5 separate regions of the Homo sapiens genome follow, and all the other regions are linked to region 1. The links are chromatin contacts, found by Hi-C or POLR2A ChIA-PET in ENCODE. All regions are on one chromosome and are shown on one strand. The core of a region is the stretch at or near the end of the contact, and the rest is flanking DNA. Distances in the headings are between cores, read along the strand shown.

Region 1 (3,941 bases), core at 633-3,132:
TCCAGTATCAGTGGGCCGGGACTTGGGCACGTTAAACATTAAACCTGTGCCAGCAGGTCCACCTGGGCCCACCCGCCAACTTGGCACCTGGGGAGTGAGGCAGTCCCCGCTCCTGTGCTGATACCCCACCGTCCACCACGCCAAAGGCAGGGGCCTGAGGTACAAAGCTGGCTCTAGGGTCTGGGTTCCAGGCCCCTCCTAGCCCTTTTCCCCAGCCCAGGAGCCTCCATCCCCCACTTCCTCCTCCTGAAAAGAGGTCGCAGGAACAAGAGCAGCTGGACGGTGGCTGGCACACCCCCCTCCACCCGCCAACGTCTGGGCTGCCTGAGGGCCCTCCCTTCCAAGCACTGGGCACTGGGAATGGGAGGAGTTGCCTAGGGAGGGCCCTGCCAGGTCTCCCGGTGAGGCAGACACGAAGCTGCAGAGGCCGGTGAACTGAGGACTGGCACCTGCCACCCACCCGGGCTCAGCACAGCAGCTGCAGCCCCGTTTCCTGAATAGGTGGCCTCCGCCTTTCCTGGCTGAGCACACTCTGATTCTCGGAAGCCTCTCCTGTTCATGCCCACCTCCCATCCAGGGGCACTGAGCCCAGGAGGAAGCCGGCCTCACTCTGGCCCCTTGAGGCCACACACACAGAACCAGGCTGCCCAGGACAGCGCCTCAGCTGTGCCACAATCCACTTAACTTCTCCATGCCTCGGATTCCTTGCCTGTAAAACGGGCTCACAGCACCTCTTCTGCAGGGCTGCCAGGAGTACTGTACGAATGCAGTCGCAAAGTCTCCCAGTTCAGTCCCCCCAGAAAAACGTCAGCTTTGCATCCTGGGTTCCTGCAGGGAGCTCTGCTCTCTGGACCCTCAGGACCCATCTGTGCAGGTGAGAGGGTGTCCCAGGACCCTGGGCTTATCACCCTCCTCCGGAGTCCACCTGCAGCCCTCAGTCCCAAAGACAGAATGCCAGTGCCCTCGAGGGCAGGGGATGCAGGCGGAGGCTCTGAGGCTGCAACAGTCTCCCTCCTATTGAAGCTAGAACAGCACCCCGAGCCTGCGCCATAAGTGCCCCCAGAACTTCAGCGCCCACCATGGCGCACAAGGCCGGTGCCCAGCGCCACCCAAGGCGTGAGGACAGGCAGAGCAGCACTGAGGCCCCGACCCCGGGACGCGCACCGGCAGCGAAGCCGGCGGGCACTCAGGGCCAGCCCCACACCCGCAGGAGCCCCGAACACGGAGACACAGAGACGCACACAGGCAGACTCCCGGCGGGCCCGCCCAGAGCCAGATGGCCGCGGCGCGGAGGCCTGAGCCAGACGCGCTCCCGGCGGAAGAAGCCATGAATGTAAGGTACGCCTCTGGGAACCGGCAGAAGCCCCATCCGGCGCGGCCTTTTGGAGGCTCCGCGCTGCGCCCTCCGGCCAGGCCTGTTTATTCCATCGTGGGCGAGGCGGGGCCCCCGCCACCAGCGGACCAGGCCTGCAGGGCCTGCGGGCCTGGGCAGGACGAGGGCGGCGGCGCCCGGCAACCCGGTCCCCGCCCGGCGATCCCGGCCCCGGGGCGCCCCGCGGCCTGCGCCCAGCGCGCTCGCTCACCCGGGTGGCCGGCGGCGGCTCCACGCAGGGCGGCGCCGAGGACGAGGCCGGAGAGCAGCAGCCGCAGCAGCCGCAGGTGCCGCGGGGAGGGCGGAGGCAGCGGCGTCGCCATCCTTCAGCGCCGCCGCCGGGGCAGCATGGCACCGCGAGGCCAGGGGCTCGGCGCGGGCTCCGGGCTCCGCGTCGGGAGCAGCGGAGGCAGCGGGGGAGGACGCAGGAGGAAGAAGAGGCGGATGCCAAGGAGGAGGAGGAGGAAGAGGAAAGGCACGGGCGGCGGCGCTGACGCTGCAGCAAGGATCCGGGATGGAGGCGCCGGCGAGGCGCGCACGCGGAGACTGCGCCTGCGCGCTCCACCTGAGGGGGCGGGAGGGCGGCTCCAGACTGCGCCCCCTCCCCCTGCTCCAGTTCTGGTCCCCTCTCCGGGCCTCGCTGGACCTCTCTCGGCCTCAGGGTGTCTCGGCACCTGCGGTCTCTGGGGCCGGTGCGGTTCCCAGAAGTCCGGCTGGGTTTGGGCCGCGGGTGGGCTTCTCCAGGATGCGCTCCCTTCTGGCCTCTTCCCGGTAGGACTCCGAGCCCCTCACCCGCACCCGCGATGGGGCAGAGGACCTGTGTGGGCCTAGCCTCGCGAGCGCACAGAGACACAGGAGCGCCGGGCGCACGCAGACAGGTGCTCACGAGCTGGGCAGGTGCACAGGAAGGCACAGGTGTGCCCACAGAGGCAGGGGCACCCCCACTCGCGGGAAAAGCAAATACAGGAACACAGAACGGCCCCGGCCCCGACTGCAGCTTTGGCTGGAGCCGCGGCGGCCGCGCTCAGTGAGGCCACCAGGGGGCAAGAGTGATCCGGAGCCACTGAGGACCGGAGCTGGGAGCTGTCCAAGGTGTTCAGGGTCCCCAGGTGACAGCCCTTTAGCTCCCTCAGGACAATGGGCATCTTTTTTTTTTTTTTTCTTTGAGACAGCGTCTCTGTCGCCTAGCCTGGAGTGCAGTGGTGCCATTTCGGCCCACTGCAACCTCCACCTCTCGGGTTCAAGTGATTCTCGTGCCTCTGCCTCCTGAGTAGCTGGGATTACAGGCGCGTGCCACCATGCTGGGCTAATTTTTGTATTCTTAGTACAGACGGGGTTTCACCATGTTGCCTCAGCTGGTCTTGAACTCCTGACCTCAGGTGATACGCCAGCCTCAGCCTCCCAAAGTGCTGGGATTACAGGCGTGAGCCACTGTGCCCAGCTGACAACGGGCATCTCTGATGCCCCCCTTGCACCTCACCTGTTGCCTCCCAAGAGCACGCCCACCCCATCCCACTAGAAACCTCCTTTGACTAGTCATTCAGAGAACAAGAGTGAGACCTCCAACCCGGGGTGTCCCCTTGGTCCTTCCAGTCTCAGAACTCCAAAGCTGGGGCTGGCTGCCCTCAGGTTTATCAAATGACTTTAAAAAAAAATGGTGAAGAGGGGAGGGAAGAGCAGAATAAGAACCACCACCCTCCTCGCCAGGGCACTGAGCATAGAGACAGTGTCTAAGCTCACTTCCCAGGAAGGTGAGGAGGCGAGTGGGCAAGACCAGGCCTTCCCATCCTGGAGAAAACTGGCTTGGGGAGGGGCTGCAGGGCCTGGCTGGGGCTGCAGGATGCCTTTTGGAGGTGCAGGACACTCAGTCCCAGGTGAGAAGGGCAAGGTGCCCTGTGCCATTGCATGGCTCAGCTCCACAGCCAGGTTCTGTGCAAGATTCCTGCCTATGGGTCCTGGTCCTGATCTCATCTCCCACCCCTGTGCCACCTCCTGATGTGGGCCTGCCCTCCCGCCAGTCTCTACCAGCACTGACTGCCCCCTAGGAAGCCGCCTGGCTGGCTGCCACCCACTCTCCGCCACCTCCCTGACCTCTACCCTCACCCCCAGGCTCACTGTACCAGGACCCAACCTTCAGTCTGGCCTTGGTCACCAACGCAGATCTGGATGTGATGGTTTTGGGGAACTCTGCTGGCCAGAGAAGACTCAAGGGCCCAGGAACATTCCCTCGGGCCAGCCATCCTGCAGCTACTCTAGGCTGCCACGGCACACCAGGGCAGCAGCCAGTGCCCCAGGCCTGGCTCCAGAGCAGAAGGCAGTAGGGAGGGATGGTGTCCACCCTCAGGACCAAGGGCAGGCCCGTGCGGCTAGAACAGCGGGAAGGTGGGGGCACAGGCCACAGCAAGGATGCCCCACCCCACAGACACTCTCCTTTCACGTCTCTAGGAAAAACTTTTTATTACAAAATTTTTACAAGTAGGTGCTGGGCTGGCTGCCAGCCCGTGGGCTGTGACCCTCCCCAGTACAGACCCAGACTACACAGAAGGAGCCTCTAAGGGCTGATTCTCAG
Region 2 (3,941 bases), core at 521-3,020, 200 kb after region 1:
CTGAGGCAGGAGAATCGCTTGAACCCGGGAGATGGAGGTTGCAGTGAGCCGAGATCATGCCACTGCACTCCAGCCTGAGCGACGGAGCCAGACTCTGTCTCAAAAAAAAAAAAAAAAAAAAATAGCCAGGCGTGGTGGTGCACACCTGTAGTTCCAGCTACTTGGGAAGGTGAGGCAGGCGAATTGCTTGAACCGGGGAGGCAGAGGTTGCAGCGAGCTGAGATTGCGCCACTGCACTCCAGCCTAGGCGACAAGAGCAAAACTCCATCTCAAAAAAAAAAGAAAAAAGCTACAAAAATGTAGAAGGCACGGCGGCTCATTCCCGTAAATCCGAGCACTTGGGGAGGCCGAGGCGGGCGGATCACTTGAGGTCAGGAGTTTCAGACCAGCTTGGCCAACATGGTGAAATCCCATTTCTACCAAAAATACAAAAATTAGCGGCGTGGTGGTGGGTGCCTGCAGTCCCACCTACTGGGGAGGCTGAGGCAGAAGAATCGCTTGAACCTGGGGGGGGGCGGGGAGCCAAGATCGCGCCACTGCACTCCAGCCCGGGAGACAGAGCGAGACTCTGTCTCAGAATAATAAATTAAGTAAAATAAAAATGCTGCAAAAATACAGCCCGTTTGTTTTTAAACAGGCGCAACCACATGTAATTCATTTTAAGTTTCTTTTCCCACCCAAGTAAAAATCAAGTCATAAATTAGGAAAAGCATTAACAGAAGTATGTTTCAGCCCCAGCGCGCTGACCTGTGGTTGGAATACCGGCCCTGGAGCCCGGAGGTCGGGGCCCACCCGCCGAGGGAGGTCTGGGCGCTGTCCTGGTCTCCACGGAGCTCGCGCACTCACGGGGCCGAGGCACCAAGGCGACCGGCGCAGAGCCAGCGCCGTCTCCACAACAGGGCAGGGCGCGCAGCTGCGGGGGAGGCCTCGCCCCTCCGCTCCCCTCCCCTGCCCTCCGCCCCGGCCCTCGGGGCGCGGCGTCCCCCACGTGCTCCCCTCACGCGACCGCGAGGGCAGTGGGCGTGCGGCACCCGGGAGCAGGAAACTCCGTGGCCTCTGCGGCTCTGTGGAGAGCTCCCCTCCACCGCCGCAGCCCCCGAGCCCGTGTATCTTCCTGCCTTTAAGGCATCGCAGCCTCCTCGGCCTGGAGGCCCCGGGCTCGCTCCGTGCGGACCCCGCTCCAGAACCCGCCCAGCGCGCAGATGCCGTGTCCCGGCGCAAGGCCAGAGAGGGCGCAACTCTGGACGTGGGGCCGCCACCGAGCCTGCCCTTCCCGGCTCCCGAAAGGCCCCGGGCTCAGAGCCAAGACTGCGCTTGCCCGAGGCCCGTCGGGCCCGCCCTCCCTCGGCGCCCCCAGCGCAGCTGCCCGCCGCCCGACCGGAAGCCCGCACTCGCGCCTGCGCCCCACCCCGTCCGCGCGCCGGCCGCGGCACTGCGGCGGTTACCAGGACGCTGAAGCAGCGCAGCCAATAGCGCCAGCCTGGCGGCGTGCTCCCGGCAGCCAGCCAATGAGACGGCAAATCAATCATTTGAAACACCCAATGGACGGAGCACTGCGGCGCCAGGAGGGGGATTGTGATAGGGAGATAGGAGGCTGCGGCTGACCAATAAAGACCAAACTGGCTTAAAAAGGCGGACCTTAGGCAGCTTGATTGACGGGGGCAAGGCCAATCAAACGAGGGAGCTTGCCAGCCTCGTTCTGGCAGCCCATTCCGAGACTAGCGGAGGCGGGCAGGGAGGGTATATAAGCGTTGGCGGAGCGTCGGTTGTAGCACTCTGCGCGCCCGCTCTTCTGCTGCTGTTTGTCTACTTCCTCCTGCTTCCCCGCCGCCGCCGCCGCCATCATGAGGGAAATCGTGCACTTGCAGGCCGGGCAGTGCGGCAACCAAATCGGCGCCAAGGTAAGTTGCCGGGGCGCTGGGGCCAGGCGGGCCTGCCGGGCGGTGTGGGCGGGCGGCCGGGGAAGATGGCGGCAGCAGCGGCCGGGCGGCGCCCCCGCATTGCGGCCGCCGGGCCCCCTCCGCGGGGAATTGGCCGAGCCGGGCGACCGAAGCCCCCAGGAACCCGGCGGCCAGGGCGCGCGGGGCGGGGGAGGGGCGGGGAGGGCCGGGCTGCCGCGCCCGTCCGGGGCGGGGCTGCCTCCCTGCGCACCGGCCGCGGTGACTCAGCCCCGGCCCGCCCGGGCCCGCCCGCGTCCCTTGTAGTTTTGGGAGGTGATCAGCGATGAGCACGGCATCGACCCCACGGGCACCTACCACGGGGACAGCGACCTGCAGCTGGAACGCATCAACGTGTACTACAATGAGGCCACCGGTGAGGCCCCGGCCCCTTCCCCGACCGCCCTCCGGGGACCCCGCGGCCCCTGCCTTGGCTGACGCCCTCCCGTCCCCGCAGGCGGCAAGTACGTGCCCCGCGCCGTGCTCGTGGATCTGGAGCCCGGCACCATGGACTCCGTGCGCTCGGGGCCCTTCGGGCAGATCTTCCGGCCGGACAACTTCGTTTTCGGTGAGCCGTGGCTGGGGACTGGGCGGCGGCTCAAAGGTCAAGGGGCTGCTCCAAGGGCACCGCCGTGGGAACTGCGCAGCCGGGGCCCCTGGACGCCCTCCTCTTCTCTGAGCCACTCAATCCCCTCTACTAAATCGGCTTTGGGAGCAAGGTCCAGCTGTCTGCCGAGGCGAGGAGCCGCCACACACGTAATCTCCCTGCAGGGAGCTGAGCTGGGGCAGTGGCTGTTCCTCTGTCCTTGGGAATTGGCAGTGGCCCCCCCGGGGAGGGGTTTGTTAAGCTGTCAGGTTTGGCCCCTGACTTAATTCGTAGCAGGGCAGGCTGCCGTCTTTTGGCTTTGAAGGGTCCGTTTGCTCTACCTCCAGGGTGAATTCTGTGGTCAGCTCACACCATGTCACTCGGCTTTTTTCGCATGGCGGTGACCAGTAGTGCTGTCTACCTGGCTGACAAATGATTAGCTGTGTTCTCTCACAGGTCAGAGTGGTGCTGGGAACAACTGGGCCAAGGGGCACTACACAGAAGGCGCGGAGCTGGTGGACTCGGTGCTGGATGTTGTGAGAAAGGAGGCTGAGAGCTGTGACTGCCTGCAGGGTTTCCAGCTGACCCACTCCCTGGGTGGGGGGACTGGGTCTGGGATGGGTACCCTCCTCATCAGCAAGATCCGGGAGGAGTACCCAGACAGGATCATGAACACGTTTAGTGTGGTGCCTTCGCCCAAAGTGTCAGACACAGTGGTGGAGCCCTACAACGCCACCCTCTCAGTCCACCAGCTCGTAGAAAACACAGACGAGACCTACTGCATTGATAACGAAGCTCTCTACGACATTTGCTTCAGAACCCTAAAGCTGACCACGCCCACCTATGGTGACCTGAACCACCTGGTGTCTGCTACCATGAGTGGGGTCACCACCTGCCTGCGCTTCCCAGGCCAGCTCAATGCTGACCTGCGGAAGCTGGCTGTGAACATGGTCCCGTTTCCCCGGCTGCACTTCTTCATGCCCGGCTTTGCCCCACTGACCAGCCGGGGCAGCCAGCAGTACCGGGCGCTGACCGTGCCCGAGCTCACCCAGCAGATGTTTGATGCCAAGAACATGATGGCTGCCTGCGACCCCCGCCATGGCCGCTACCTGACGGTTGCCGCCGTGTTCAGGGGCCGCATGTCCATGAAGGAGGTGGATGAGCAAATGCTTAATGTCCAAAACAAAAACAGCAGCTATTTTGTTGAGTGGATCCCCAACAATGTGAAAACGGCTGTCTGTGACATCCCACCTCGGGGGCTAAAAATGTCCGCCACCTTCATTGGCAACAGCACGGCCATCCAGGAGCTGTTCAAGCGCATCTCCGAGCAGTTCACGGCCATGTTCCGGCGCAAGGCCTTCCTGCACTGGTACACGGGCGAGGGCATGGACGAGATGGAGTTCACCGAGGCCGAGAGC
Region 3 (3,941 bases), core at 1-2,500, 180 kb before region 1:
ATTTGGTTTTGACTGTGCAACCAGTAAGGGTAGGGCAGACCAATGAATCCCTGTCACCAGAGCCCCAGCGCATCCTGGCCCAACTGGCCTCAAAGGCTTCAGCCCTAGGCCACCTGAGGGTACGAATGAGGCAGAGGCGGTGACTAAACTGTCCTCCCTATTACATCAGACTCACAACTGACCCTCGGATCCATCAGCCACATTGGTAATCTCCTTCCACAAGTACTGTTCAGGGCACGCCCATCTTCCACCTGTGCAACAGGGTCCACCTGCTCATGGGGTCCCCTGAAGCAGGCACTCTCTACAGCCTGTGATGCACCCAGGCAGGCTCCCTGGGCAGTATCTGACCAGCGGAGACCAGTAGAACCAAGCAGGTCCCAGGCAGAGAGAAAACTCTCAGGGAGGAGCCTACCCCCTGTCCCCAGCTCCCACTCAGGTCACTAACCTCTGCCCCGTCACCCAGTCTCCCGCCCCAGGCCCTCAACTGCTGTCCAATGGCCCCCAGCCCTATCCCAACCCCAATTCCCCACCTTCATCGCTGGTTCCTGCTGCTTGCCCCAGTCCCCACCCCTGTCCTAAGCCCTGTACCCCACTCTACCCTGTTCTTCCAAGCCCTGTCCCCATCTCCATCCCTGCCCCCGTTCCCAGTGCCCACCCTGGTTCTCTGTCCCCTATCCTCACACAAGGCCCCCAGCCTTGTCCCCGTCCCCGTCCCCACCTCCTGCCTCTGTCCTCACACCTGTCCCCACCAACAGTCCCTGCCCCTATCCCCTCCCCGCCCCACCCTGGCACTGGTCCCGGCCCTATCGCCTGCCCCTTGCCCCGTCCGGTTCCCTGCTCCTCTCCTCCTCCAGTCGCCCGCCCCCTGCCTCCTGGGTCCGTCCATCCCCTCCTGGGTCCGCCCCCCACCTTCCCACCCCTGTCCTGGCCCGGTCCTCCTACCCCTGCGATTCGCCCCGCCCTTCGAACCCCGTCCTGCCCCCGGCACCCCAGCCTTGTCCCCGTCCCCTGCGCCCTGTCCCAGGCCCCGCCTGCCCTTCCCCGAGCCCCCTGCCCCACGGTCCGTGGCCCCGGCCCAGCGTCCGCCCCGCCCGGCCCGGCCGCTCCTCAGTCAGCAAAGCACCTGCTTGGATTTGGCCTGGGCGGCCGTAGGGCCCTTCTTGCGCAGCACCGTCACCGTGTCCCAGTCGCTCTCGGCCATGGCGGGCGAAGACGAGCGTCCGTCCGGCGGCTCAGCGGCAGCTGCTAGAGACCTGGCGCGGCGACGCTACGTCCCCTCGGCACCTCCCCGCTTTCGGCGTCCCATTGGCTGGCTGCACGCGGGGGGCGGGCACTTCCCGTGCTCGGGGCCATTCGGCGTTCGGCTCGTCTGAGGGACGTCGTGGCCGGGCGCCGGCGACGTAGGGAAGGCGACGTCGGGGCCTGGCCTGGCCTGGCGAGGCGCGGTAGCCGCTGGGGCTGCAGGTCGGGAGGACCCCGGAGCCCGGGCCCCGCGGCCTCCGAGCACACGCGGGCGGCGGCTGCGCCCCGACGCGCAGCCCCCGTGCCTCCCCGGGCCCCGCACCCCGGCCGGGCCACGCGGGCGGAGGGGGCGCGGGGTCTCCGCTCTAGCCGTGCGGCCGCCCCCCTTTGTTTTGCCGCCTGCGCGGCTGGGACCTGCGCTCGAGGACCAGGGCCGTGGGGCCCGAAACGCAGCGTGGGGTGGGACACTTTTTTTTTTTTAACTTTTATTTTTTGAGATGGAGTCTTGCTCTATCGCCCAGGCTGGGTGCCGTGGCGCGATCTCGGCTCACTCCGTCTCCCGGGTTCATGCCATTCTCCTGCCTCAGCCTCCCGAGTACCTGGGACTACAGGCGCCAGCCACCACGCCCGGCTAATTTATTTATTTTATTTTATTTTATTTTTAGTAGAGACGGGCCAGGATGGTCTCGATCTCCTGATCTCGTGATCCGCAGGTGGGACTCTTTAAGAAAAAGAACGCAAGCCGGGCACGGTGGTTCACGCCTGTAGTCCCAGAACTTTGGGAGGCCGAGGCGGGCGTATCACCTGAGGTCGGGAGTTCGAGACCAGCCTGACCAACATGGAGAAACCCCGTCTCTACTAAAAATACAAAATTAGCCGGACGTGGTGGCGGGCACCTGTAATCTCAGCTACTCGGGGAGGCTGAGGCAGAAGAATCAGTTGAACCCGGGAGGCGGAGGTTGCGGTGAGCCGAGATCGCGCTATTGCACTCCAGCCTGGGCAACAAGAATGAAACTGCGTTTCAAAAAAAAAGAAAAAGAATGGAAAACTGTGAAAACATCGGTTGCAAAAATGAATGGTTTTGCATGATGTTTATTTTCTGTAATGTATAAAGTGTATATGTTATATGACAATAATTCTGTAATACCCTATTTTCCAGCCGTTTTGTATAATGAGAAAGGTCATTATACATTATCATTGAACAACTTTTTTAGGATTTTTATTTTTATAGACAGGGTCTCACTCTGTGGCCCACGCTGGAGCACAACATTGAGATCTCAGCTCACTGCAGCCTCGACGTCCTGCGCTCAAGCGATGGGACTATAGGCGCGGCCCCCACGCCTGGCTAATTTTTGTATTTTGTGGGGTAGAGATGGGGTCTCCGTGCCGCCCTGGCTCGTCGGTCTGGAACTCCTGAGCTCGCGTGATCCTCCCGCCTCGGCCTCCCAAAGCCTGGGATTACAGGCTTGAGCCACCGCAGGCCCTAATCATAGTATTGACTTCCGGGCTTTGAATAGATGCTCCACAAACAAGGAACCTGATAAATGCAGTCTCCATCCAAAAAGAAAACATACATAAATGCTGTATTAAATTGGAAATGCTGCATTAGCAAATGCACTCCGCGGAGGAGACAACTGTAATTCTAACCAGGCAGTGGGAAGTTGAGTCTTCTGCTTACCGTTTTTCACACCGGATGATTGGAAGAACCTTGGGGACACACTGATGGCTCCGTCCATACAAACCTTGCTTCTCTGTTTCCCGCCGACTTCCAGCACCAAGCTCCGTTCGGCTAAGGACTCAACAGCCTCAGCCGGCCAGCAAGGATGTGCTTCCACTGAATGAAAATAATCTCTTGTGGCCGGGCGCAGTGGCTCACTTCTGTAATCCCAGCACTTTGGAAGGCCGAGGCGGATGGATCACGAGGTTGAGAGATCGAGATCATCCTGGCCAACACGGTGAAACCCTGTCTCTATTAAAAATACAAAAATCAGCTGGGCATGGTGGTGCGTGCCTGTAGTCCCAGCTACTCAGGAGGCTGAGGCAGGAGAATTGCTTGAACCGGGAGGCGGAGGTTGCAGTGAGTCGACGACACCGCACCATTGCACTCCAGCCTAGGGACAGAGCAAGACTCTGCTGTCTCAGAAAAACAAAAAAAAGAAAGAAAGAAAAAGAAAATATCCCATAAACTCTGACTGGATGTATCTCCACTCAAGTCCCCCTTTGTTGTGTGCCAAAAATGCTTATCGTCACTCCAGTGCCACCAGCCCCCAGGAAGATTGTGATGAAGGTGGAGTTGGCCTGGAAAGAGGCAGCCTTGTTAACACTGCAGTTCAGGCCTCCTAACATGACAAACTTAACCAACACCTGATCTCATGAACGCATTGGGAGGCCCTTTTCAGAGCCTGGGAGACCCATGCAAGTGGGGCTCAGCTAGCTCCGTAGTGAGCCTGGGCTGAGAGAGAGGGGACAGCTACATCTAGCTGTCCTCTGCAGGTGTCCACCAAGACAGCCGTTGTCCCATCTGGCCCTCCATCGGGAGTCCAGGCCTGATGCCACAAGTCACTTGTGCCCTGTCCTTGGCACTCCCTGCACCAAGGCATGATGGATACAGGTGTCTGTGTGAGGCTGTCCTCACTGCCCACTCCGTCCCACTCCATCCCACTCCGTCCGTCCCACTCCGGGGTCGTTTGTTTGCACTC
Region 4 (3,941 bases), core at 942-3,441, 160 kb before region 1:
GAGGCAGGCAATTGCCTGAGCTCAGGAGTTCGAGACCAGCCTGAGCAACACGGTGAAACCCCGTCTCTACTAAAATACAAAAAAAATTAGCCGGGCGTAGCGGTGTGCGCCGGTAGTCCCAGCTACTCCGGAGGCTTAGGCAGGAGAATTTCTTGAACCCGGGAGGCAGAGGTTGCAGTGAGCCGAGATCGCACCACTGCACTCCAGCCTGGGTGACAGAGCAAGACACCGTCTCAAAAAAGAAAAAAAAGAGACAGGGTCTCACTCTATAGCGCAGCCTGGAGTGCAGTGGTGCAACCACAGCTCACTGCAACCTCCACCTCCTGAGCTTCAGTCATCTTCCTGCCTCAGCCTTCCAAGCAGTTGGGACTACAGGTGTGCAGCACCACACCCAGCTAAATTTTTTTTCCTTTTTTTGGTAGAGATGGGGTTCCCCCATGCTGCCCATGCTGGTTTCGAACTCATGGGCTCAAGCGGTCCTCCTGCCTCAGCCTCCCAAAGTGCTGGGATTATAGGCATGAACTGCCACGTGAACCCTTTCTCATCCCGAGCTGGCTGCTGCAGACTCAGGACAGCTTTGAGCCTCCCAGGTGCAGCCAGGAGGAGACGCCTTCTTACGTTTGAGAGCTCAGTTAGTTCCTGGGCTTGAGCAACCTCACTGAGCCTGCAGGTGCGGACTTGGGACGTTTCCATGGCTGCTTGCAGCAAACTCAGGGGTGATGACGTTGATGGAATCCGATGGCTTCCTGAGTTCCATCTCAAGGCCTTGCTGTCCCAGGAATGTGGGTTTGGGGCGGAGGGGAATTCCAACTGCAAACCAAGTAACATATATGAAATGTGGCATTGGCGCCTGGGGACAGCGTGGCCTGTGTAAATTATGCAACTTCAAAGCCTGCCCTGTTTTGCAGTGTATTCCATCCTTGAGGAGTCCCGTGGTCTCAGGGTCTGAATGCTTGGAGGAGACTTACCTCCGTGAACGTTTCCTTCTCTGCAAAGCGGGGTGAAAGGTCTCCATTTCACCAAAGGCTGGATGGAGAGGGGGTGGTGTGTCCAGTGCTAGCCCGTGCACCGCCAGAGAGAACCTGCTGCAGCTCCCGTTCTCCTGGGCAGATGACAGTGCCGCCTCCCCCATGCAGCCCACAGGACTCCTAGGGCAGCCCCTGTTTTGGCCGCCAAGGCCACTGTTTTCATTTGAGTGTCTGGAGGCCATAGGTTGTGTTTTCACTTGAGGTCGGGAGTTCAAGACCAGCCTGGCCAACATGGTGAAACCTCGTCTCTATCAAAAATACAAACATTAGCCGGGCGTGATGGCGGGCGCCTGTAGTCCCAGCTACTCGGGAGGCTGAGGCAGGAGAATCGCTTGAACCCGGGAGGCGGAGGTTGCAGTGAGTCGAGATCGCGCCACTGAACTCCAGCCTGGGCGACAGAGTGAGCCTCCGTCTCAAAAAAAAAAATAAATAAAGTGCACAACCCAGTAGATTAGCACACCGGCCATGTCGGGCGGCCGTCACCACTGTCCGGTTGCAGAGCATTACCTCACCCCAAAAGGAGACCCCATAGCCTTAATACCTTACTTAAGTGTGCAGTATTCTTTTAGTCCTGTTTCTCATAAATGTTACCCAAATTGAGGCGCCGCTCTGCGCCCGGCACCGGGGGAGGCGGAGGGACCCGCAGGTGTCGGGTAGGTGCGGCCGCCCCGCCAGGGCCCCGCGTCCCGCGCGCGACGCGCGCCTCGTGGGAACCGGTGTCGCCCGGCTTGGGCTCCCGGCTCACCTCTCGGGTGTGCGGCAGGGGTCTCCGCCCCGGGGCCACGGGAGGGGAAGCAAGGGCCTCGCTGTCTCGCCGCACCTGGGGAAGGGACCCAATTAGCGCGGACCCCACAGCGCAGCACCTCACCAGCTCCCCGCACCAACGCCCCGGCGCGCTCTTTGAGGAAAAAGCAGAGGGCGACTTAGGTACCCACGCCGTCTCAGCGCCGACCAATCGGCGCACGCTGCGGCTCCTGCGGGCTCGCTGGTTGGCTCCGGCGTCAGTCCGTCAGGCGCGCTCGGAGCGGGGCGTATCTGGCCAATGGCTCTCGCTACAGCTTCCTGAGGGCTGGCTGGTTGGCTCCCATGTCCGTCCGTCAGGCGCACGCGGCGGAGCGGCGGCGGCGGCGGCGGCGTTGGGGGCGGTAGCTGGGCGGGCCCTTAGTTCCGGGCGCGCTGCGACCGTTGGGTGAGGCGAGCGCGGGGTCGGGTGCGGGGTCGGGCGCGGGCGCGGGGTCGGGTGCGGGGTCGGGCGCGGGGTCGGGCGCAGGCGCGGGCACCTCTCAGGGAGACTCCGGGCCGGAGCGGGAGCGGGGGCGGGAGAGGCCGCGGGGCGGGGGCGGGGCCAGCCCGAGGGGATTTCTCTGAGCCGCTGGGCCGGAAACCAAGTCCGAGCGTGGCTGGCGCGGGAAAGTTCGGGAACGCGCGCGGCCGTGCTCGGAGCAGCGCCAGGGCACGGTCCGGGGTTTTGCGCGGGGTCGCGGCTCCCAGTACCGCCTGAGGCCCGTGGGCGGCCCACCCGGCCCTGCCCCGTCCCGGGTCCGTCGCTCCCCCGCACCCTGTCGCCCCTCCACGCTCAGCTGTGGGCCCCTCGTGTCCCCGAAGCCCCGCACCCTCAGCCGGCTGCGTGCTCGGGAGGGTCAGGGGCGCCTCCGACCCCTGAGTTTGCCAGCGCCCCCCAGCCAGGGGTCGGGGAAGACCAGTGAGGCTGGGGGCGGAGCCGACTCTGCTGCCTTCCTGCCCAGTGGCTGGGGAGACCCAGGCTGAGCCTGGGTGAAAAGTCCCTCTGGCTGCTGGGAGGGTCGGGGGCAGCAAGGAGCCAGTGCGGGGATGGGCTGCGGTGGACCGGGCCGGGATCGGGGCCGGGGCCTGGTCCTGGCAGTAGCAGGGGATGTTTGTGGAAGGTAGAGCCGAGAAAAAGAGGAGTTGCAATGTCTGCAAGAATCTGGCGTGAGCAGCTGAAGGCTGGTGCTTCCTAGGCCAAGATGAAGGAGTCACAGCGCCCATGGCCTCTCGGGAGGCGGCCAGATGGGCAGCCTGGGGTCAGGGGAACGGTCAGGGCCAGAGCTGGGTATTTTGGAGTTGTCATTTTGAGGCCCCGAGGGCTGAGGGTCAGTGCAGAAGAGCACCAAGCCTCCACTCGGTGTAGGGCCGACAGGGGGTGGGGTGTCTGGCAGCCGGTGAAGACGGGGCTCGGAGGAGGAGGGAGTCTGGTCTGGGTCAAGTCAAGGGAAACTAGGACTGAGAACGGACCCTGCTCTGTGGCCACATGATTTTGAAGGGACGGAATTACTGCCCTGTAACTCAGTCTCTCTCCCTGTTAATAGCCCTAGTTTTTAATAAGAGGAACTGAATGTATTAATGGGTGGACACTTGTAAGGTTCAAGATCTCCTCTTCTACCACGCTTGCTTCTGATACTTTTGTATAAACAGTTGTTAAGAGTTTAGGTTGTTATCAAGCTTCTATTTGGTATTATTTTGAGCCTGAAAAAGATGGGGTTACATATAAAATTGTAATTTTATTTATTTATTTTTTGAGATAGTTTTGGTCTTGTTGCCCAGGCTGGAGTGCAGTGGCTCGATCTCGGCTCACTGCAGCCTCCGCCTCCTGGGTTCAAGCGATTTTTCTGCCTCAGCCTCCCGAGCAGCTGGGATTACAGGCGTGCACCACCACGCCCGGCTAATTTTTTGTATTTTTAGTAGAGATAGGGTTTCATCATGTTGGCCAGGCTGGTTTCAAACTCTTGACCTTAGGTGATCCACCCGCCTCGGCCTCCCAAAGTGCTAGGATTACAGGCATGAGCCACCGCGCCCGGCCATGAAATTACAGTTTTAAAGTTAACTTCTAGTATTTGGAGGGCCTCATATTCATGGCTGCATGCAGATCAGTGTTCCTGAATATTACTCAGATGA
Region 5 (3,941 bases), core at 754-3,253, 140 kb before region 1:
TCCTCTCACTGGGGCTGAAGCCTGTCTGATGTCTGTGGAGGAAGAGACGGAGCTGCTCCTTAGAGTATGTCCATTTAGAAACTCAAGTAGTGCAGAGCACAGACCTGCACCATGGAGCTTGGGCTGTGTGACCTCGGGCGAGGTATTTACCCTCTCTGTGCCTCAGGTTTCTTGTCTGTCGATGGGGGTGCAGGATCCCACCATCGTGGGGTGGCTGTGAGGGTTGGAGGTGCCTGTGTGAGCCCTGGGAATGCCATGGTTATCTGAGCAGTAGCATTTCCTGGGAATGAAGGGGAGATCGCTGTGCACCAGGACCTGCAGCTTTCAAGTTTGGTGGGGGTTTTTGTTGTGTCTCTTGTATCCACAAAGGATTGCTTATTTTGAATTGTGTTGACACTGGAAATTGCAGAAATAATGGACACACTTGTCCTGTGGTCACAGCAACATAGGCAGTGGCCCGCACTTCACTTGGCTGTGGTTTGTCCCTGTGTGCTGGGCGAGCCGTGCACGCCTTCCTGCACTGGGGATTTCAGTGTGATTCTCACGTCACCTTTTAGGCATTTGGAAACTTCACCTGTAGTGTAGAGGCCAGGAGGTGCCGAGAGAGCTCGTCGAGGCCACTACAGCTCGCCAAGTTATGCAGTCTTCCTTCTTGTAATGAATGCCCTTTAAGAGGTTTCTCTCTGGGATCCTTGTACAGGATTCCTGGAGTAACACTGTCCACAGAGCCCAAAGGTAGAGGCAGCCCAGTGTCTGCGGATGAATGGATAAACACGGGAAGTGTGATCTGTGCACACAGTGGGATATGATTCAGCCTTAAAAAGGAAGGCGATTCGGACACACACACCCCAGGGATGAACTCTGAGGACAGTGTGCTGAGTGACATGAGCCAGTTACCAAAGGACAGATCCTCTGTGATTCCACTTAGGGGCCACCCTTAGAGTCATCAGATCCATGGGTACAGGAAGTAGAATGGAGGAGACAGGGGTCATTGTTCAGTGAGTACCGAGTCATACATTGGAATGAGGCAGTACCTTGATGCCATCCAATCCAGCCCCAGGTTGGTGAGGCTGTGAGGGCTGTTTGCTCAGAATCCTGGCTTTCTGCACTTAGGGGAGCTTCCTGCCCGGGCCAGAGCTGGGATCTCCTGCTCAGCCGGACCCTGGGGTGTTACCGGCTGGGTTGGAATTGGACCTGCATTACTGTGTGTTTCTCCTCTCCTGCTCCCCGCCCTGTGAGCCTGGCCACGCCTCCCTCTTCTCCTCGCCCACTCCCCACCCTGTGAGCCTGGCCACACCTCCCACGATCTTTTGACAGACTCTGCTTTGTGGTCTTTGGGCTCCAAGTTTCGTTTTTTCAGAAGAACTGCCCCAGCTGTGTCTGGGGTGAACAAGATGTGCTTTCCTCCCTAGCACGGGGATTGCGTCCTGGACACGGAGCGGTAGCTCCAGGGCACTGCCCTAGAGTGAGACTCCTACCTCTGTGGGCAGAGATGCCAGACCGCCCTCAGCCACGACGTGCGATGCAAAGCTTTCTAGGCTCCTGTGTGGCTCTGCCGCACAAACGGCTGTGGCGCATGGCATTGTACCCCCCACTCCCTGCTCCTTGAAAGAGATGCAGCTTGGTCATTGCCCAGTGCTGTCTGCAAGGGAGATGGCTCCCTGGGGAGGTGGCCCAGGGTCAGGGTCTCCCTGGGAGGGTTGGGGTACCAGCTGGCTGCAGGGAGTAGGGGTGCTATGCGCCATGCCACCCTTTGAGAGGACTGAGGAGTGTCTGGGGGACAGGTGGGATAATAGTTTCCAGCTCTGCACTGGACCCTGAGTCCTCTGGGGTCTCTGCCACCTCCAGGCTCATGGGATGCCACATTGACAATTATGAGGGCCTCCGGCTGAGGGCCAAGGACTATAGCCAGCCCCTGGCCTGGGGCGCCACGCGGTCCTGCAGGCACGCAGGGTGGAAAGTCCCTGGCTGCACCTTTGAGAGCTCTGGAAAGTCCCTGAGAGGAGCCGGGTTTGGTCATGTGGGAGGGGCGGGCACTGCTCTGGAATAACTTGGCTGTGGCCTTTGATTTTGTTGATAAAACCTCTCACTGGCTGTAAATGTCACACATGGGGACGGAAATCAACCCGTCTATACAGTTGGGAGCCGCTCTGCCCCTCGGAGCCGCCTCTCTTTGCTCTCCGGGTGCTCGGAGTGTGCTGCTAGTTGGGGCCTTATTGTAAACACAGTACGGAGGCTAAGGCTGCCTTTCCTCCTTGATGGTCGGAACTTTATTGGAAAAGGGGAAAATCCTGCTTAGCTTTTGAATGTTTGTCCTTTGCAATGATGCCTTTCTAGGAACTGAATGATTTTATTTATTTATTTTTATTTTTTTGAGACGGTCTTGCTCTGTTGTCCAGGCTAGAGTGCAGTGGCGTGACCTCGGCTCACTGCAGCCTCCACCTCCCAGGTTCAAGTGATTCTTCTGCCTCAGCCTACAGGCGCCTGCCACCACATCCGGCTAATTTTTTATATTTCTAGTAGAGATGGGGTTTTACCACGTTGGCCAGGCTGGTCTTGAACTCCTTACCTCAAGTGATCCATCCACCTTGGCCTCCCAAAGTGCTGAGATTCCTGGCATAAGCCACTGCACCTGGCCAAATCGAATAATTTTAAAACTTTAGGTAAATGTTGATGGAGTGCTTGCTGAGTGCCAATAGCAGAACTGAATTCCCCAGTGGGCCCCTGAGCTACTCGTTCTGGCAGCTGGATGCGGGGGTGCGGGGAGACTTTCCAGAGAGGACATAGGCTGGCTGCACGAGCAGCGGAAAGGCCAGGAAAAGCCAAGTATGCTCGGCCTCATGGACATTCTAGTGACATTCAGAGGGATGACGACTGTATTTGCGTCAAATGTGTAGTTTGAATTCTGGCTGAATAAATATTGATTTTTTTTTTTTTAAACTGTGTCTGCTGTGGGTGGGGAGAAGACTGAGACAGATGGTGCTGGTGTAGATGTATCTGCTGCAGGACAACCCTGGTCCCACTGGAGATTTCAAGTACCGAGTGCCAAGAGAAAGGTTTTTTTTGTTTGTTTGTTTGTTGTTTTTTGCGATGGAGTCTCACTCTGTCACCCAGACTGGAGTGCAGTGGTGCGATCTCGGCTCACTGCAAGCTCCGCCTCCCGGGTTCACACCATTCTTCCTGCCTCAGCCTCCTGAGTAGCTGGGACTACAGGCGCCCCCACCACTCCCGGCTAATTTTTTTGTATTTTTAGTAGAGATGGGGTTTCACCATGTTAGCCAGGATGGTCTCGATCTCCTGACCTCGTGATCCGCCTGCCTCGGCCTCCCAAAGTGCTGGGATTACAGGCGTGAGCCACCGCGCCCAGCCAAGAAAGATTTTATTTTTGACATTTCGAGCATGCAGCGCATCTGAGCAGTGAGGCTGAGAGTAGAGGTGTGCCGCTGCCCCACAGGCCTACATGCTGCCCCGCAGCACCTGCCAGCCTTCGCCAGCCTACTTTCAGCCCTTCAACCCCCCACACACATTTTTTTCTTTTCTGGCTTATTTTAAAGCAAATGAAGATGTCATATCATTTCACCTATGAGCATTTTATTACTATTATTTTTAGAAATAGAGTCTCGCTCTGTTGCCTAGGCTAGCGTGTAGTGGTGGGATCATAGCTCACTGCAGCCTCAAACTCCTGGGCTCAAGTGATCCTCCCACCTTGGTCTCCTAAAGTGCTGGGATTACAGGTGGGAACCCACTGTGCCCGGCCATTTTACTATGTTTTAAAGAACAGTCTTTTTTATTTTTATTTTTTTATTTATTTGAGATGGAGTCTCACTCTGTCGCCCAGGCTGGAGTGCAGTGGCACGATCCCGGCTCACTGCAAGCTCCACCTCCCACGTTCACGCCATTCTTCTGCCTCAGCCTCCCGAGTAGCTAGGACTACAGGCGCT

The links. A loop is a pair of places that touch in the nucleus more often than their neighbours do. ChIA-PET counts read pairs that join two places held with the same protein, here RNA polymerase II (POLR2A). Pooled maps may share reads with other maps.
Region 2: a map of A673 shows a loop between it and region 1 (5-fold over the local background). The contact joins the promoter of TUBB4B here to the promoter of NPDC1 in region 1. A Hi-C loop is called at or near these places in 3 of 168 maps with a recorded cell type or tissue (A673, B cell and naive thymus-derived CD4-positive, alpha-beta T cell), 19 of 37 single-sample maps with no recorded cell type and 13 of 50 pooled maps. POLR2A ChIA-PET finds 5 or more read pairs at or near these places in 17 of 52 experiments (A549, B cell, BJ and 12 more).
Region 3: a loop to region 1 is called in a pooled map, with 3 times the contacts of the local background. The contact joins the promoter of EDF1 here to the promoter of NPDC1 in region 1. A Hi-C loop is called at or near these places in 1 of 37 single-sample maps with no recorded cell type and 7 of 50 pooled maps. POLR2A ChIA-PET finds 5 or more read pairs at or near these places in 2 of 52 experiments (HEK293 and activated CD4-positive, alpha-beta T cell).
Region 4: a loop to region 1 is called in a pooled map, with 11 times the contacts of the local background. The contact joins the promoter of TRAF2 here to the promoter of NPDC1 in region 1. A Hi-C loop is called at or near these places in 2 of 37 single-sample maps with no recorded cell type and 10 of 50 pooled maps. POLR2A ChIA-PET finds 5 or more read pairs at or near these places in 5 of 52 experiments (A549, CD4-positive, alpha-beta T cell, HepG2 and 2 more).
Region 5: a loop to region 1 is called in a pooled map, with 2.7 times the contacts of the local background. The contact joins the enhancer-like site here to the promoter of NPDC1 in region 1. A Hi-C loop is called at or near these places in 4 of 37 single-sample maps with no recorded cell type and 7 of 50 pooled maps. POLR2A ChIA-PET finds 5 or more read pairs at or near these places in 4 of 52 experiments (A549, activated B cell, activated CD8-positive, alpha-beta memory T cell and 1 more).

The regions. Positions count from the first base shown.
Region 1 is chr9:137,044,295-137,048,235 of GRCh38, forward strand. It overlaps NPDC1 (neural proliferation, differentiation and control 1), which reads right to left and starts at 1,883. Exons shown (of 9, transcript NM_015392.4): 1 at 1,584-1,883. The coding sequence starts at 1,695. ENTPD2 (ectonucleoside triphosphate diphosphohydrolase 2) reads right to left here. Exons shown (of 9, transcript NM_203468.3): 9 at 3,813-3,941. RefSeq lists an enhancer at 1,948-2,617.
Region 2 is chr9:137,239,517-137,243,457 of GRCh38, forward strand. TUBB4B (tubulin beta 4B class IVb) reads left to right here and starts at 1,771. Exons shown (of 4, transcript NM_006088.6): 1 at 1,771-1,901; 2 at 2,205-2,313; 3 at 2,395-2,505; 4 at 2,980-3,941. The coding sequence starts at 1,845. RefSeq lists silencers at 796-1,615, 1,946-2,175.
Region 3 is chr9:136,865,058-136,868,998 of GRCh38, forward strand. It overlaps EDF1 (endothelial differentiation related factor 1), which reads right to left and starts at 1,251. Exons shown (of 5, transcript NM_003792.4): 1 at 1,124-1,251. The coding sequence starts at 1,201. RefSeq lists silencers at 953-1,142, 1,243-1,552.
Region 4 is chr9:136,884,325-136,888,265 of GRCh38, forward strand. TRAF2 (TNF receptor associated factor 2) reads left to right here and starts at 2,192. Exons shown (of 11, transcript NM_021138.4): 1 at 2,192-2,217. It overlaps MIR4479 (microRNA 4479), which reads left to right and starts at 2,409; the gene lies at 2,409-2,479. LOC105376326 (a long non-coding RNA gene) reads right to left here and starts at 1,930. Exons shown (of 3, transcript XR_930448.2): 1 at 1,774-1,930; 2 at 969-1,026; 3 at 456-810. RefSeq lists silencers at 1,617-1,746, 1,967-2,776 and enhancers at 2,153-2,888, 2,889-3,624.
Region 5 is chr9:136,900,613-136,904,553 of GRCh38, forward strand. The region is part of intron 4 of TRAF2 (TNF receptor associated factor 2); the gene reads left to right. Among named protein-coding and RNA genes, the nearest start is that of MIR4479, 16 kb to the left of the region's middle. RefSeq lists enhancers at 1,171-1,490, 1,721-2,180. Within about 2 kb of position 2,004, at least 35 of the 41 ENCODE cell types and tissues checked have a DNase peak (open chromatin) inside an H3K27ac peak, as active enhancers do.